Linked DNA regions of Mus musculus: region 2 is linked to region 1. Evidence: chromatin loops called from intact Hi-C (ENCODE). Cell type or tissue: heart. All regions are shown on one strand.

Region 1 (8,000 bases):
ACTGGGATTATTGAGGTATACACATACCTAGGTAACCTAGCTAAGACAGACTTCCTGCTTCTTGTCCAATCTGAATCAAGAAGTGGGATGTTTTGTCAGTCCTGTGCTTGCTTCACTCAAGCTAGCCAAACAGTGGTGATCTTACAGTGGTGAGGAGAAGGAAACCATACACAATTATCCAGCACCACTCCTAATTCTCACAGAGCCCCAAGTTTGGGGGTGAATTAAAAAGAGCATGTTAATGTAAAGCATAGTGACAGACACATGGCAGAAAGTCACTCAACAGTATCTGCTAGCATCTTCTCATCCCTTTGCCAGCGCTGAAGAGTGGGATTTGATCTGAGAGAAGATATGGTGTCACTGTTGGTCAGATGTAGGAGGGTGACTATATATTGAGTGAGCTTTTAAGATTAGTGTCAAATGTTATAAGTTGAGAGAAGTGAAAACAACCTTCACCCTGGAGGTTGTGAAAATATTTTCTTCAAGTGGCTATAAAGACAGTGTATGTCTACAGACTCTCATGGGATTTTGCAGTTCTGGATAAAAGAGAAATCCCCTGGGCAGTGAAACAGGTGAATCCAAGCCACCTACTGTAAAAATCTCTAGGTAAAGCTGTGGCTACCTAAAATTGAATATACAGAGTCGCTGCTGCCTCCTTCCCCAGAAATCTCTTCCTTCTCTTTGCACCTTCATCAACCCAGGCAAATTTGTGGGGTTTCTCTTCTGGATGAGGTAACATGAGATCCTACACTGGGGCCATTACTTACACGATCAGAAACCTTGCCTTCTCATTTGTAAAACAGACACATTCAAATCCAGCTCCTATTAGGTCTCTGTTCAAACCAAGCTTTCAGCTTTCTGAAGAAATCCAGCCATGAACAACAATTATTCCCGTATGTACAAGCTAATCAGAGGATCTTAGAATTTTTAAACCCATTTGTGCATTTTTGGGTTTTATAGGGTTAATTCTACAAAGGGCTAGAATAAAAAGGGAAAAATAAAAATAGAATGCATGTGAATTATGGGAATTATTTTCATATATTTGAAATAGTTAAAAGAGGTGAACTCAACTCAGATTTTGCATTTTGACACCTGGGAAATTCTCTTAAGTCCCTCAGAGGACTCTCGTCCATCTTGGTGAGAAAGAACAAAGGGACAGGTACAAGTTTGCTTGACAGCAATGGTGGTCATTCACACCTAGCTCTAGATCGTGAGCAGGGTCCCCATCACTGAGAAGAGTAGATAACCCAAATTTGTGTTCCCTGAAAGTCTGTAAAGCAAACACAAGCCTAGTAGAGGGAAAATGATCCCACTCTAGACTCCATTTATAGCCACTTCCAACCTTACTCTTCTCTAAGTAACTTTCCTTATGTGTGTCTCCATATTTCTCTCTCCTCTGTCAGTCATAGATAAAACACTAATGCAGACATAACCCTAGCACAGGAACCCCCTGAGGCTGTAATAATCTCTTTCCCACCTAGCGTCCAGTCTTAGAGGTCAAGTCCTTATAGGGAACTTCTCGATAGTTGCACAAGAAGCTTTGGTCTTCTCAACTCTTGGTTTGAGACAGGACTTGAGGAGACTTTTTTACCTGCCTTTTTTGTTGTTGTTTTTAAGAAAAGTAATAATTTATAAAAGGTCACAAAACGTATATAGTCCCACTTGTGAGTTCCCAAAAGAAATTACACAATGTTTCCAGAGAGTCTGGCTTTAGGAAAGTTTTAGAAACAGGCACTGTTCACTGCTGTTCAGAGAATATGGTAAGTTACATCTATTTTCTTAGTTTCTATTTCTTATTTCTGACTTGGATGAAAATGATAGTAACTCTTTCCAAGACCTCTTTAATACAAAGCTTATGGTTAGAACCAAGCTCATTAAACAAATCTTTGTCCAGTGCTGTTCATATTGCCACCCCACATATTTTCAGTTTCTGAAAAACTTAACAAAGAAAATGGAAAATCTATTCTTATTTCACTTTCCTCTTGCTAATTAAGAGGTATTGTTCATTATTATCATTATTTTTAATAGAATACTAGATAGGACTGGAGAGATGACTCAGAGTTCTTGCTCCTTTTGCAAAGAGTCTGTGTTAATTTCCCAGGACCCACATTTGGCAGCTCATACTGCCTGTAATTCTGGCCACAGACGTGCAGTGACTGTCTCCATGAGCACATGTATGTATGTGTCTACACATATACATATACATCATAAACATATGCATATATATATATACATCACATACATATATACAACATACATATACATCATATACATATGCATATACATATACATCATATACATATACACATACACATACACATATACATCATATGCATATACATCATATACATATACATATACGTCATATACATATGCATATACATCTATATCCAGCATACACATTTACATAGCTAAATCTTAAAAGTATGACATACTAAACACAAGTTTTCCAGGAGTTTATCTAGATCATTTCCTCCCACTAATCAATGTTAGAAAAGTGGCAGTTATATTTACTGAGTTAAAACCAAATAGGGAACCTTAAGTTAGAGAAGGAAATAGGTTGAACAGACTTGGCTTCCACCTAGAAATTCTAACAGATCAGGTCCAAAGGCTTTCTAGGATGACAGGACTCTTAGATATAAGACACATGCATATGTTAGGCACAGCATACCCTCCTTGCTGTTCTCGGTGCTTCTCTTAGGTCACAGATGGACTTTTATCACAGTTGTTCTCTCTGCGAAAAATGCCACCTTAGGGTTCCTGCACTTGAGAGTGCAGGAAGTGCAACTGAAGATCAAGTGAAATAGAACAAATAAATGGACTGACTGGAAGGTCCTAACAAAAGCCCTCACAGGTAGTTCTCATCCTGTGTATCTGATGACTCCATGTACCTCTGTGATGCAGATCCTATGAGCATACAGGATGTGACTGCCCAAGATGCCATAGTTGATATGGGAATCTCCCTGAGGGTAGACTGAGGGTAGCTCCTTACATGGCCGGCTGAAGCACTGCTGGAGTGCTAAAGAGAGGTTACTGGCTGAGGAATTAGACACTTACATTGTTGTGTAATAATTGGTGGCATTCATTTTTCATCACGCTGCTCTCCTTTTGAGGAATTCAGATAAACAAGTTAGTTGCCTTTTTCCAGATGCCTCATGGGGTACCAGTGCATCTCTGAGCCCTACAGCGGAACGAAGAAAATGTCAATGTACCAATAAGCAAGAAAGGGTGGTGTCCCTCGTTTTTATGTGTATTTCAGAGTACTTCTGATCCTTGAATAGGGCTTCTGTCGCCGTGGAGATGGGACTCCAGGTTTCTTCCACATTAACTACATGCCCTTTGAGAAGCTTCCTCTGTAAGAATCCAGATGTTCTGTGGCAGCAGAAGTTTTTCAAGGGACGTGCCATCTAGCGGCCGCCATTGTGAAGTGCAGCCTGCCGCTCAGCTGGCCCGTTGCTAAGGGCAGCAGCTGCAGCAGTTCATCTCCCTGTCTGAGGCAGAGAATCATGGGATGTTTACACTGAGAGCGACCTCCAGAGATTTCCTGTCAAGACATCTGCCTCCAACCAGCACGAACAATATGTCTTATGCTTATAGTGTTGTAAAAAAACAGTTACAAATAGTACCACATTTTAATTCTCACACCAGCCCCATGAAAGTTGATGTAATCATTATTTCCGTTTTAAAGATGAAGCTATGATCACTCATAACTTAAGTTTCTTGAGCACAAATCACAATATCTCCCCTTCAAGTCAACCATTTGCTGACCTCAGGAAAATATGTGGGCATTTAGAGACTTAAAAGAGACGTATCTAGTCCATCCTACATCTGAGTTTTTGCTGGAAAATCAGGCCAGTGTTTGGAGCTGAATTTACATAAATAGCTTTGAGTTATGAGCAAGTTTATTCTACCTGAAAATTTATCTCCAAAATTCTCTGTCAATGGACAAATCAAAGGGTCTGTGTGAAGGTCTCAGAAAGAATTGCCATGAGCCAACTATGGAGAGGAGGGGCTGAGTCCAGCAGCTGGGTTGATGAGGCACCTGGGAATACAGGAGAGGAGAGGGTATCAGAACAGGACTTGTAAGAAGAAATTAAGCCAGATATAACGGCGATGTGAAGTCACTGGGCACATCTAAAGTTCCTGCTTTAAATATTCAGCAGTCTTTGGGGAAGGAAATGAATTAGCCAATAGGGCCATCAGACAGCTGAATGAAAAGAGTGTTTGAAAGTAGGGGAGGGGGGGATCCACTATTTACTTACTCAGCAACCATTAGAGACTCTAGTTTCTCACAGAGGTTGAAAGCTCTGTGTCTGAAATCCTCTGACCTACTCTTGTGAGCATACATTTAAGCATGTTTGTGTGTGTCCATGGGGAGGGTGTGTGATCCACATGTCTATGCATATGTGTGGAGGCCAAGGTCAACGCCCTGTGTCTTTAAAGCTCAGGGGCTGTTCACCTTGTATTTTGAGGAATGGTTTTTTCACAGAATCTGGAGCTCATTGATTTGGCTAGCCTGGTTGCCTAGCAAGTATCAGGAATGTCCTTGTCTTTGCCAACCCAGCCCTAGGATTATAGGCCTGCACAGTCAGGGTAAGGTCTAAGTGTTTAGTGACTGAGCCACCTCCCCCCTACCCCCACAATCATGAAACATACTCCAATCTACCTATCATCTACTTCATTTCATCCTCTCAGGTAGATGCTGGAGGACAGTGCTCTCAGCAACCTGTATCATCCCAGGGTAATCTTAGGCTGAGTTGCAATCCTGTGGGATTGAGTTTAGAAAGGGAGATATTGCCATTGGAGGCCTGGACTTGTAGGCTGCAATAGCAATTGGGGATGTTTTTTTTTCAGATATTTGCTTGATAAATAAAAAATATGTATTTATAAAGGAAAAAGCTATATCCATATTTAGGGGGGCTGTAAAAATTGGTTTCTTTGATTGAAGACAGACAGGAATAGGAGTCTTTCTACACAGACATCCTCTCTACTGAGTTCTCTGAAATCATATTCAGAGCTTTTATACATGGAGGTTGGAAAGAGATTTCCCTTCCTCCAATATAGGCTGCCTCTGGTGCCAGATGAGTCCTAGATAGGAAATCAAGCAGGATGTAAGCTCTGTGGTACTGCCTCTAAGAATTGGGAGGGGGTCAGAGAAAGAGGGGACTAGACTGCTCCTGGTGCTGCACTGAGGGATGAGCCGAACAGGTCACATGTGCTGCATCTTCTCAAGCTCATGCCTATGCCTCAGCCTGCTCTTTACCCAAGGAAGACAACAGAGAAGCATTTCTGGGCTCATTCCTACCCCAGATCCCTATCAGGCAATATGTTGAGTTCTTTCCTCATGAATGAATTGCAGTCTGTTTCAGTTCACAAAGATACCCCCTTTTCTACTCAGAATTTAGGAAGTCTGGTAACCTCCACTGTGGGGGAACACACTGTTCCCCAGTCTGTTCTTGAGGGAAATGAAAAGCCAGAAGATTTTCATCTTATGCTGGTCTCCCTCCTCTTGATCTTCGACACTCAGAGGAACCAGGGAGCTCCTTCCCCTGTCAGTCTTCACACAGCACGTTGAGAAGATGTGTTCAGAGCCAGCCAAGATGATAGCACTGTGTTGGTGCTAGACCCCAGATCTGGAGACCCCACACTCATGTGTGCAAGTTGTAGAAGCATGTATGCCTCTATGAACATGGGCAGCAAGATCTCATGTTCATTCACAAACCTTGTTAAAGGGTTGGTTATGAACCAGACATTCTGGGTAAATATTTTTGTGCTTGGGGGACTTTCATGATAGTTCCCAAAAGCTGTTCTTCAATACATCTTATAAAACTTGCAAGACCCCCCCCCCCCCAAGCATGCTGGCGTCTGAACTTACTATTTTTACAGAGACAAATGTGTTTATCTTTCTCCCCATATCACAAAGCACTTCTCTTCAGCTTTAAATCAAACATCTGGCCCACCCTGTCCATAATGCCTTTCCTGATGTTCTCTGCCAAATATTCATGCCAACATATCGACTTTATTTCCAATGCTGCCAGCTTGGTGTTGTGGGAAGAAAATAAATCTAATATGAACCTGTGCACAAATTCATTCTTCACTACTCACTAGATTATTAACCTTGCTTAAGGCCTTTTATTCCAGTTTCCTCACAAGATAAAAGGAATAATGAGGGCATGATGAGACGACCACAAGCCCCCACTTACAGGAGGGGGGGTATGCTGTGTCTTTGGCTGTGTGCCTTTATGCAAATGAGACATAGAGATCCTATGAGCTGGGCAGCAATGGTCCAGAGAAAAATCTCTCTGAAGTCTGGAGTTGTAAGAATAATGAAGTCAAAGGAGGAGGAAGAGTAGAATGGGGGATGGGAGGCAAGGTGAAAAGAGGAAGGAATGGGAGAAAAAGAGGGGGGAGAAACTGCAGTTGGGATGTAAAATTAATTAATTATTAATAAAACACTGCCACCACCACCAACAACAAAAGAATATAGTCTCTGCTCAGCTTTAAACTATGTTGTCTGTTCTGAATGGGAAGATGGGCACATGAGGTAGACAAGGAAAAACAGGAAAAAAAACAAAAGAAAACAAAACAAAAAACCAGTTTGATATGGAGGCCTGTCAGTTTAGACTTAGTACAGAAACAGAAATTCCCATTCCAGCCAGAACTTTCTTAGCAGCCCTGGGAAGTGGAGGCCTGAGAGAAAACTTGTGTGACCATTTAATTCATTACACTGCCCTGAGTCGGGGTGACTCTGGAGACAGCTGATGGCTCCTGAGTATCTGCCAGTAAGAATTTGGCATCAACTTGGGAATCTCTAATGCAAAAGTTCAAGAAACGACTAGAAACTTGTGTAGACATCTTCTTTCCTCAATGAAAATCACATGGTAGGAAACCTGCAGCCCGTCCCTGAGAAGACACTCCTCTAGTGAGAGTCTAGTATGTTCTGGAGGCTATCTTCCTACATACAGGGTCTGAGCAGAGAGTTCTTTCCAGGAAGCTGCCACACAAAGCAGCTTCTGGCTCCTAACAAAGCTGCCCTGTTGGAATGGAAGGCTGGATGCAGACTTCTCTTCCACCAAGGAAAGAAAAATGATATGGGAACAGCTTGGATGGGACGATATTTCAGGCATGGCTAGCTGTTAAAAATGAGCTAATTCAGAAGAGGCACATTTAAATAAATATAATGCAAAGGCACAATGGCACAAGATAATAGTTCTGAACGGGGAATTCTAATGACTGCAAGCGCCTCTCACAGGGCAATTAATACACATGGCCAGGCTGCAGCAGTGCTAGGCAGAGGAAGGGGAGAAGCAGGTCGCAGCAGAAAGGGGGAGGGGGAACCAGAGCAGCTGACAGAAATAGGATTTGATTTCCTTTGCAGAAAGGAGTAATGCTTACAAATATAATAAAAGAGAAAAATAAGTGTGTCAGGTTTTTATAATTCAACTTGTAAAATTCAGAATGATTAGTTTTTGAAGAGGGCAATTAGTCCTCTTTTGCATATTCATGAGGATTTAATGAAATGGGGTTGAGTTTTCACCATTCTTTACTGGTTACCTCCTTTTACAACTCTCCCCCCACCACACAAACTAAAAACATATCTGATACCCATCAAAGGAAGCCTCCTTCCACTCAATTCACGGAACAGTTTTTCTGCTGATTGCTACCAAGAGATGCCCAGGGTTCTCTTTTTAAAATTACTTATTGATAAAGACACCACAGCAATAATTTAGGTATGTGAGGTGTGTGGATCTGCAGGGATTTTTTTGGTGGCAGAAAAGTAGGATATTACTAAAGGTAAGAGGCTGACCCCTCACCTAGACAGAGGGTCAGATGGTTGAAGACAGAGAAGGCAGAAAATAGAGAAAAAAGTCAAGAGAAAGAAGGAGGACAAGGGGAAAGAGAAATGGAATGGAAGGAAACAGAAGGAGCAGGGGTGGGAGAAAGAAGATGAGGAGGGGTAGAGGGAGACGAGAGAGCAAAAAGAGAGGAAGAGAGAAAGG
Region 2 (8,000 bases), 770 kb before region 1:
GTCTGGGTAGGAGAGATGCCACACCTGGGTACTTGGGAGGAAAGATTTGTGTGAGCCTCAGGAGGTGCTTCCCACCATTGTGACAAATACCTGAGGTAACCAACATAAAAAGAGGGGAGACTTGCTCTGGTTCCTTTTCAGAGGTTTCATTCCTTGGTCTAGACAAGTTGGCACATTACAGGAGAGAGTGCGCTGTTGGTCACCGCGGCTCACCTCATGAGCAGGCCATGAAAAAAGAGGAAAGAGGTTTCAGAGTCTCTCTGTCCCTTTCCAGGGAGCACCTCAATGACCCGTAGACCTCTCAGAACCTGCCACCTTTTGGGTTTCATTACATCCGGTGCTGGTTAATTCTGATCAACTTGAAGCAAACTAGAGTCACCTGGGAGGAGGGAAACCTCCACCGAGGAATTCCTTTCATCAGCTTGGCCTGTAGGTAAGTGTGTAGGGGCATCTTTTTGATTGCTAATTGATGGAAGAAGGCCCAGCCCATTTTGGGCAGTGTGGGCCTAGGTGGTATAAGGAAGCAAGGTGAGCAAGTCTTGGAGAGCAAGCTGCACCTCTGTGTTCTCGGCTTCAGCTTCTGCCTTGACTTCCCTCTAAGACAAACTGCAACTTATAAGCCAAAGAAACTCTTTGCTCCCCAAATTGCTTTTGGTGAGAAGTTTATCACAACAATAGAGAAACAAACTAGGGCATCTCTGACCACTTCTAGCTGGGGACTAAGGCTTCGTTCGATGCACATTTAGTCTGCAGCTGGTAGCACTGTTTTAAGAGTTTCTTTTAAGAAGTGGGTTTTAGCAAGAGGAAGTGGGTTGCTGTATGGTGGGCCTGAGTTCTCTCTCTTTCTCTTTCCCTCTTTCCCTCCCTTTTTGCTTCCCCCCAAACTGCTAAGATGTAAAGTGTTCCAGTGGCATTCCTTTGCCACTGCTGTGAGCCATATACTATCCATCAGGCCTCTTGTCAGGGTGAGAAGAGTAACCAGTATATGTGACCTCAGTGAGACATGACCTCCTGTCTTCAGTTCCAGCCTCCTTCACACTCCAGAGTGGTGTCTGCTCTGTGAGTCCCCAAGCCTTTGTAGTACTGTCGGTATAGACTGCCTCACTTATGAGGTATCTCTACTGCTGGCTTCGGGTTAACATTTTGTTTGCTTAGTCATTAAGGTACGACTCTGTTTTGCAGCTTCTAACATTTTGTTGCTTGTATCATTTTGTTTCTATGCTTTTGAGAACCTGTGCTTTGAAAATCCCTTTGCAGTAATATTAACAAGGCTGCGAGAACAAGCAAAAGTAACTGCATGTTTGATCACTCCTTATTTAGAATTCTTTATTCTCTTCCTTTGGATTAAAACCACCCAGGATAGTCTAATCATAGCAGGCTTTAGTCATCTCTCTACCATCTGCACTTTCAGAGCCTTCTCTGAAGATAGATTGTGTGTGTGTGTGTGTGCACATGCATATATTTGAGACCGTGCAGACATATGCATGTACGAGCATGCCTGCAGACCCTAAAGCTACGGTTTTGCTGGATTCCCTGAGAATGTATTGCAGCATAGCAAATGGGTATCACATGTGACATATTGTAATATATGCACGGAGGTATAAAGCATACCCATGGCTTTGGCCTTAGTTCATTCCACAGAGCAAGAGGAAATTTTAACCTATAGAATCACATAGTGTAGAATTCGACAGCTTTTCAGTTGCATCAGGGTTGAGTGTTATAGGATTGGATTGGTGCAGTGGGGGACATTCAGGTTTAAAGTACACTAACTTGAAGCCTTTTGTTGCCTATCATTTCATCTTTCTCAGCCTCCATTTTCACACCTATAAGGTGGGGTGGGTGGCCTCCTGGTAGACCCCAGTGTAACCTCTTACACCATAGAATAAAGAGGTTACAGAATAAAGACTATCAAAGGTGGCTCTGAGGTTAAGAGCAGTAGCTGCTCTCCCAGAGGCCCAAAGTTTAGTTCCCAGCATCCACAATGAGTGACTTAAAGCTGTTTATAACTCCAACTTTACCCGTTGCCTTTGGCCTCCTCAGATACCTGTGATTACATGTACACACACACACACACACACACACACACACACACATGGACGGATGACAGAGGTCATCCTGGGTGTGATTCTTCAAGAGCCCTACATTGGTTTTTTTTGAGACAAGGTCTCTCACTGAACCTGGTACTCACAAATAAGGCTAAGCTAGCTGTCCAGTGAGCCCTAGGGATCCTCTTGTTGCCCCACCCCAGTGCTGGGACCATAGGCCCACCATAATTGTTGGTCTACCTCAGTGCTGGGACCATAGGCCCACCACAACTGTTGGCCCAACCCAGTGCTGGGACCATAGCCCATCATAAGTCCTGTACTGTTTAGTTTTGTCAACTTACACAAACCTAGTCATATCTGGGGAGAGGAACTGCAACTGAGAAAACACCTCCATTGAATTGGCCTATGGGTACATCTGTAGAGCATTTTCCTGATTAATGATTGATGTGGGAAGGCCCAGCCCACTGTGGGTGGTACCATCCCTAGGCAGGTGGTTCTGGACTGTATAAGAAAGGTAAGATAACTGTGGGCCTAAGAACAGCCGCTAAGCAGCACTCCCACATAGTTCCTGCCCCTGCTCCTGCTTGAGTTCCTGCCCTGACTTCCTTCAATAATAGTCTGAGGTAAGGATGTATAAGCCAAACAAACCCCTTCCCCCAGGCTACTTTGGGCCGTGGTGGTTATCACAGCAATAGAAGGCAGACTAGGATAATGTTCAACTTTTACCTGGGTGTGAGACCAAACCCAGGCCTTCATGCTTGTGTGACTTTATTGATTTTTACATGCTTTATTGGCAGTCCTGACTGAACAGCCCTTTAATGTCTTAATTTCCTCACTGCTGAGAGGAGGGACCTTGAGCATGTTGACATTTTCAGGTTGGTCCTGCAGAACAATACACGGAATCAGAATTGCTGCTTGGTAAGATGTAGATCCCCAGCGCTCCCTACTCCAGTCAGAGTCTCTGGCAGGGAAGGAACTCCAGTCTGTGCTGTAATGGCTTCCTGGGACTATGCCAGTGCCTTCCTTATCTAGCATTGTGCTGTCAAGTGGCTCTCCAGACAGACTGAAGTGCCAGTTAGCTGGTCAGTGGAGATGGCTGCCAGTGCCTGGGGTAGGAGTTGGGAGTCCTGGGATGATGATGGAAGAGTTTGTGGGATTCCATCAGGCCAGTGAGGTTGAAAGTTGGGCTTCCTTAGTCATGACAGGAGATACAAATCTGCCGGAAAAATCCATTTCCTCTTATGTCCACAAGGGGTCAGTAAAACATCAGGTCTGTCTTTGTTTAAATTTCAGAACAAAAGAATTTTGGCAATGCAGGACAGGCCAGATAAGCCTTATTTATGGCTAGCTTCCCAGCTTCTGAGCGCCTCTAAGAATCACTCTTTTCGGAGGGAAGTGCATTAGCCCACAGGCCTGAAAACTTACTTTCAACCTTTTCTAAAATAACTGTCCTGGGGGCTCCGGAAGTCACTTTAAGATAGAGAAAATTCCGAGCCTTGTATTTCCTGAGGGTGTCTCTTTAGAGTCGTTCAGGATGGCTGGGCAGCTGCTGGAGGGCCTGTAGCAGAGTTGTTAGGCAGAATAGTTGGGCAGCCACCTGAGGACCTAGGGCAGGATTACTAGCCCAGTTTTGGAGGCTCTAAGAGGCTACAATACCTCACTGAAGATGCAAAGTATTGGAACTGAGTCAGACACCATCTGCTACCTCTTTGTCCAGGGCCATCTTCATAAAACCCTGGTTGTCTTTTATTATCACCTTGTCTGAGTTCAGAAGTTTTTTGTTTTTTTGGTTTTTTCTTTCTTTTTTTTTTCTCTTGCTCAGTTTTCCTTCATTTAGAAGCACAGCCACAGGGTGAACATGGAAGGGCCTGATGTACCATTCCCTTCCTGGGCTTTTGTGCCTCCCTGACATAAGATCTGAGAGCTATCCACAGTGACTGATGCACCCCAGGTGATCGCCTAGGGGCGTAGAGCTTTGAAGGTCCTTCCTCCTGTCCCCACGCCCTCCTTCCCTCCTGTATGCTGGTGGCTAAGGACAGATGAGCTACAAATCTGTAAAGTGCCAGGTCACAGAATTCTGTAAGCGCCAGACACTTGACTCCAAGAGCTCGTAACGATCAACACTGGTAAACTCATCAATTAATTAATCAGCTTGTTTGCCAGACCTCACAAGAGGAACTCTGACACACTGGGCATTTTCCTGGGCATGGGTGTTTCATAGCCGAATATGATGTGGGCTTTGCTACGAAGGAAATATGTTTCAAGCAGAGTTTCAAGCAGAGAATGTCAAAGATAAAATCAATGGCCCTGGTGCACCATGGAGAGGGTTGTAGTGGGAAGATAAAGGAACATGACATGAAGCCTCTCCCACCTGGTGGGGGAAGAGCTGACAAATGACATTTCCTAAGCATCCATGAGAGAATCCATGTGGGGTTAGTGAGGGGTGGTTTGAAAGACAAAGTTAGGAAACCTCTCTGTACATACACCTGGGCCACATTCCCTCACAGAGCCCCTGTAGCTAAGCAACGTGGTGGCCCACCCCTATTCGACAGGATGATGTGTGTGTGTGTGTGTGTGTGTGTGTGTGTGTGTGTGTGTGCAGGCTCCTTGAGAAGGACTGAATGAAGCAAGCCTTCCTGCTCCCTCGGTCTCTGACTGCTTGTCTCTGCCCCAAGGGTCCTGGAGGTTGGGAGTGAGTCCTGAACATCAGTTCCCTGGCATCCACTCAGAGCCCAGCTTGCTAGGATTCTGGAAGACCAGGTCTAGATGGGTGCAGGTCTCTTTGGCAGAACGTGTGCTGGGAGATGACTTACAGTTTCTTATACCAGGAAAACTCCTTCCTTTTTCTCTTTTTTTTCTTACTGGGAAGCAATTTATCTAGATTTTCCCAAGCCCATTCTAGAATTAAAATGGAAACTCTAGAGTCCTTAGGATGCCCTCCCTCTGGGCCAGCTGGGTGGCTAAGGTATTCTTTGGTTCTTCCCCTCTTTAACATGTTTCTGGTACACACTGCATCTGTCGTTTCTCTTTGCTGGGAGCAGAGGTGGTTTTGATTAGGATGAGGGCAAAGCTTTGCTCCATAGGCCTGCTTTGCAGTACCCAACTCTATTACACTCTTCTTTGGGGAATTTCTGCTCACACCCCCTGTGGCTTTGAGCTCTCTGTAGTGGATGATTCATCCTGGTATAAGAACCATTGAAATCTCTCTCCCCCTTCTTCCTCCCCTCCTGCTCCCCTCCCCCCACCCATCATGATTTCTGCAGACACACTGACTACCCTCTGCCTGATAAGGGCTGCCTTAACACAGCCTCACAGCTTGGTGGCTTAAATAAGAATATAGTCTCTCACGGCTGGTGTCTAAATCAAGGCATCCATGAGGCACCTCCCAGAGCCTCTGGTGAAATACCAACTCTGCTGCTGCCATCAAGGCCTTCCCCCTGGCCATCTCTTCTTTCTATATGGACAACTGCCAGAAAAAAAGATGGTTTTTCTAACTTACTCTAACATGACCTCGCCTTAGCTGATCTCATCAGCAATGACCCAGTTTCCACACAAGGCCATGTTCTTTCTGAGGTATCTGACTTTGATGCCAACGTTGGGGACCACTCATAACAAGCAGCATCCTTTTTTTTTTCTCCTGGAGTTTAGAACCCAGAGCTTTGCACTGCTTTGAGTAGAGGATGGTTGCATACTCTGTTCCTGAGTCCTCTGACCACTTACTGGTCTTTTAAGAAAGCTCTTTTTCTTATCTCTTAACAAGTTATTTAAATATCTCTGTTCTTGTTTGCTTTCTCGGATTTAATCATTTTAATTTATTTTTCCATGCCTCACCCCTTTCAAAATCCTGGGAACCTCACCCACCCTGCCTCTGGTCAGGAAGTCTTTTCTCCGAAGCTCCCAGGGCTTGGCCAACCTTTATTTCAGCCTTGCCTGGGAGTCTCTCACCACCTTTCCATGCTCTGCCCTGGAGATCTGTGCAAGGGCTGGGAGGGGAGGGGTGTGGTGAGGAGGCAGGGTCTCCACCTAAAGTGTTACTAAATACTTGAAATCTATCTCCACAGAAATCTGTTTGATTTCTTCATCTTGGGTTTCCCTTACAAGATTTCACACGGGAAAGGACTTCCATTAAAGGGTAAAAAGACTGAGTTAGAATTTGGACACCTCTGTCCCCCACCAGGCTGGACATTTACACTGGCAAGGAGGTCACCCTGGAGAGTTTCCATTGAGAATCTGATCAAATAGTCGTTTCAACTTGGCCTGAGAGCTTTGTGGTCACTCAGTCATCCCTTCAACACTTGGGAACTGTAGATGGAGAGAAACTTCCAGATTACACAGGTAATTCATGAAGCAAAAAGACAGTAAGCAGGTTAACAAAAAAAGTAACATCAATTATTTGCCTGGAACATCCCATGCCTGAAAGCACCACAGGAGAAAAAGAACATGCAGAAAGATTTGAAGGTTCTGTGGTTTTGTGAAACATGGCATCACTGTATAGATATCTATATCAACCTTGAAGTCAGTTTCAGCCTCCTGAATGCTGAGATTATAGGTATGTGCTACCATTTCTGGCTTATATAACACCTTAACCAGGTAGGGAATGGGGATATAGGCCCTCATAGGCGATAACAATGATTTTTATGAAAGATGAATAAGCCCTAAGAATGAATGAAGCAATATAGCAGGTATGCCTAGTTTCTTCCAGGCCCCCATCTTGTAGGTTTGTGAAACAGGGGCTCATGTAGCTCATGCTTTGTGGTGAATGAAGATGACATTGAACTGCCTCTGCCTCTCAAGTGTTGGAATGCTGGCACGCATCACCATGACCCATTTATGGTACTGGAGATTGAACCCAGTGTCTTGGGCATTCAAGGCAGGTACCACCTAAGCCACATCCCACATTCTATCTTGTAATGTGTGGACACCTCCCTGTTGGTGGAACTCTAAGGACAGGACTGATGGCAGTTGAGTCCCTTTTGGAAGATCTGCCACCAGGCAGATGAATGAGTTCAGAGATAGTCTCTCCCTGTCCTGGCTGTTTTCCATGTCTTAGGCTCAAAATAACTACTCTGCTAAAGTGTCTTGGGGGAGACTTCCATGAGTGCTTACACAGGTCTGCTTTGGGGTAGAATGTTCTGGTTTTCAATACGAGCTCGTGGAATTTGCTCCAAACACCCTTCTTCTTGAAAGCTACGTGGATGCCTGTCATGGAAAGTCAATACACATGGTGGATCTTGACCCCACCCTGGCTCCCCTTTCCTGTGGCTATTGATGAAGACTGAGAGAACATTTTTGGTCCTGATCCAAGCCAGACTCAAGATGAAGATGAGCAGCCTTTTGCCCAAACTTCACAAGGATTGTTGGCAGTGTTCCTAGAGGTTTAGAGCTTTCCCATGGGGAAGGCAGAGTTTGGGCTAGCAGCCAAGAGAAGACAGGCTTCCTCTTGCTTTTCTGTCTGTCATTCCTAACCCTCCTAGAAATTTTATCCTCTGGCTGCTCTACCCACCCATCCTGTTCTTTCTTATTGTCCAACATTTAGCGCAAGTGTTCTTTCCTTTGTGGCATGTCATTCAAGAGCTCACACCAGCTTAACTCTTCCCTGCTCCCACAGCCTTTGACATTCATATATGAGTGAGTCTCATGTTCTTTTGTATATAGCCTGCCTCATTCCAAGGAGATCTCTGGCAGCTATGGCTCTGGTATCCCAAGAGTTCTACAGTACAGTTCCCATACCCATCATGATACCAATGCATAGTAAGTATCATTTTTAGAACAAGGGAATGTACGCAGCTTGATAGAAATGTTTATATTTTAAGCCAGTATGCTTCAACACTGGATATCACATCACCCAGGAATGGTGCTTAAGCATTCTGATTCTGTGGGTTCTGATTGGGGCCTCATACTTCTGCATCAAGCAAGCCTCAGATCTATTCCATAGCTACATAGCACTTTCCTGTC

The links. Peaks named below come from ENCODE experiments on the same cell type or tissue, not always from the same donor. Only the 100,000 strongest peaks of a DNase experiment are listed, where the experiment ranks them.
Region 2: it touches region 1 in a loop (4-fold over the local background); 4 of 42 quality-filtered maps call a loop at or near these places.

Annotation. Positions count from the first base shown.
Region 1 is chr1:194,219,758-194,227,757 of GRCm38, forward strand. It overlaps 4930503O07Rik (RIKEN cDNA 4930503O07 gene), which reads right to left and starts at 3,002. Exons shown (of 3, transcript NR_040477.1): 1 at 2,672-3,002. In heart, no CTCF peak of the experiment used is centred here; a DNase peak (open chromatin) is centred at 3,404.
Region 2 is chr1:193,446,427-193,454,426 of GRCm38, forward strand. No RefSeq gene overlaps it. Among named protein-coding and RNA genes, the nearest start is that of Gm31753, 28 kb to the right of the region's middle. RefSeq lists an enhancer at 2,903-3,759. In heart, a CTCF peak has its summit at 3,301 (motif pointing right); a DNase peak (open chromatin) is centred at 3,075; H3K27ac peaks cover 2,918 bases.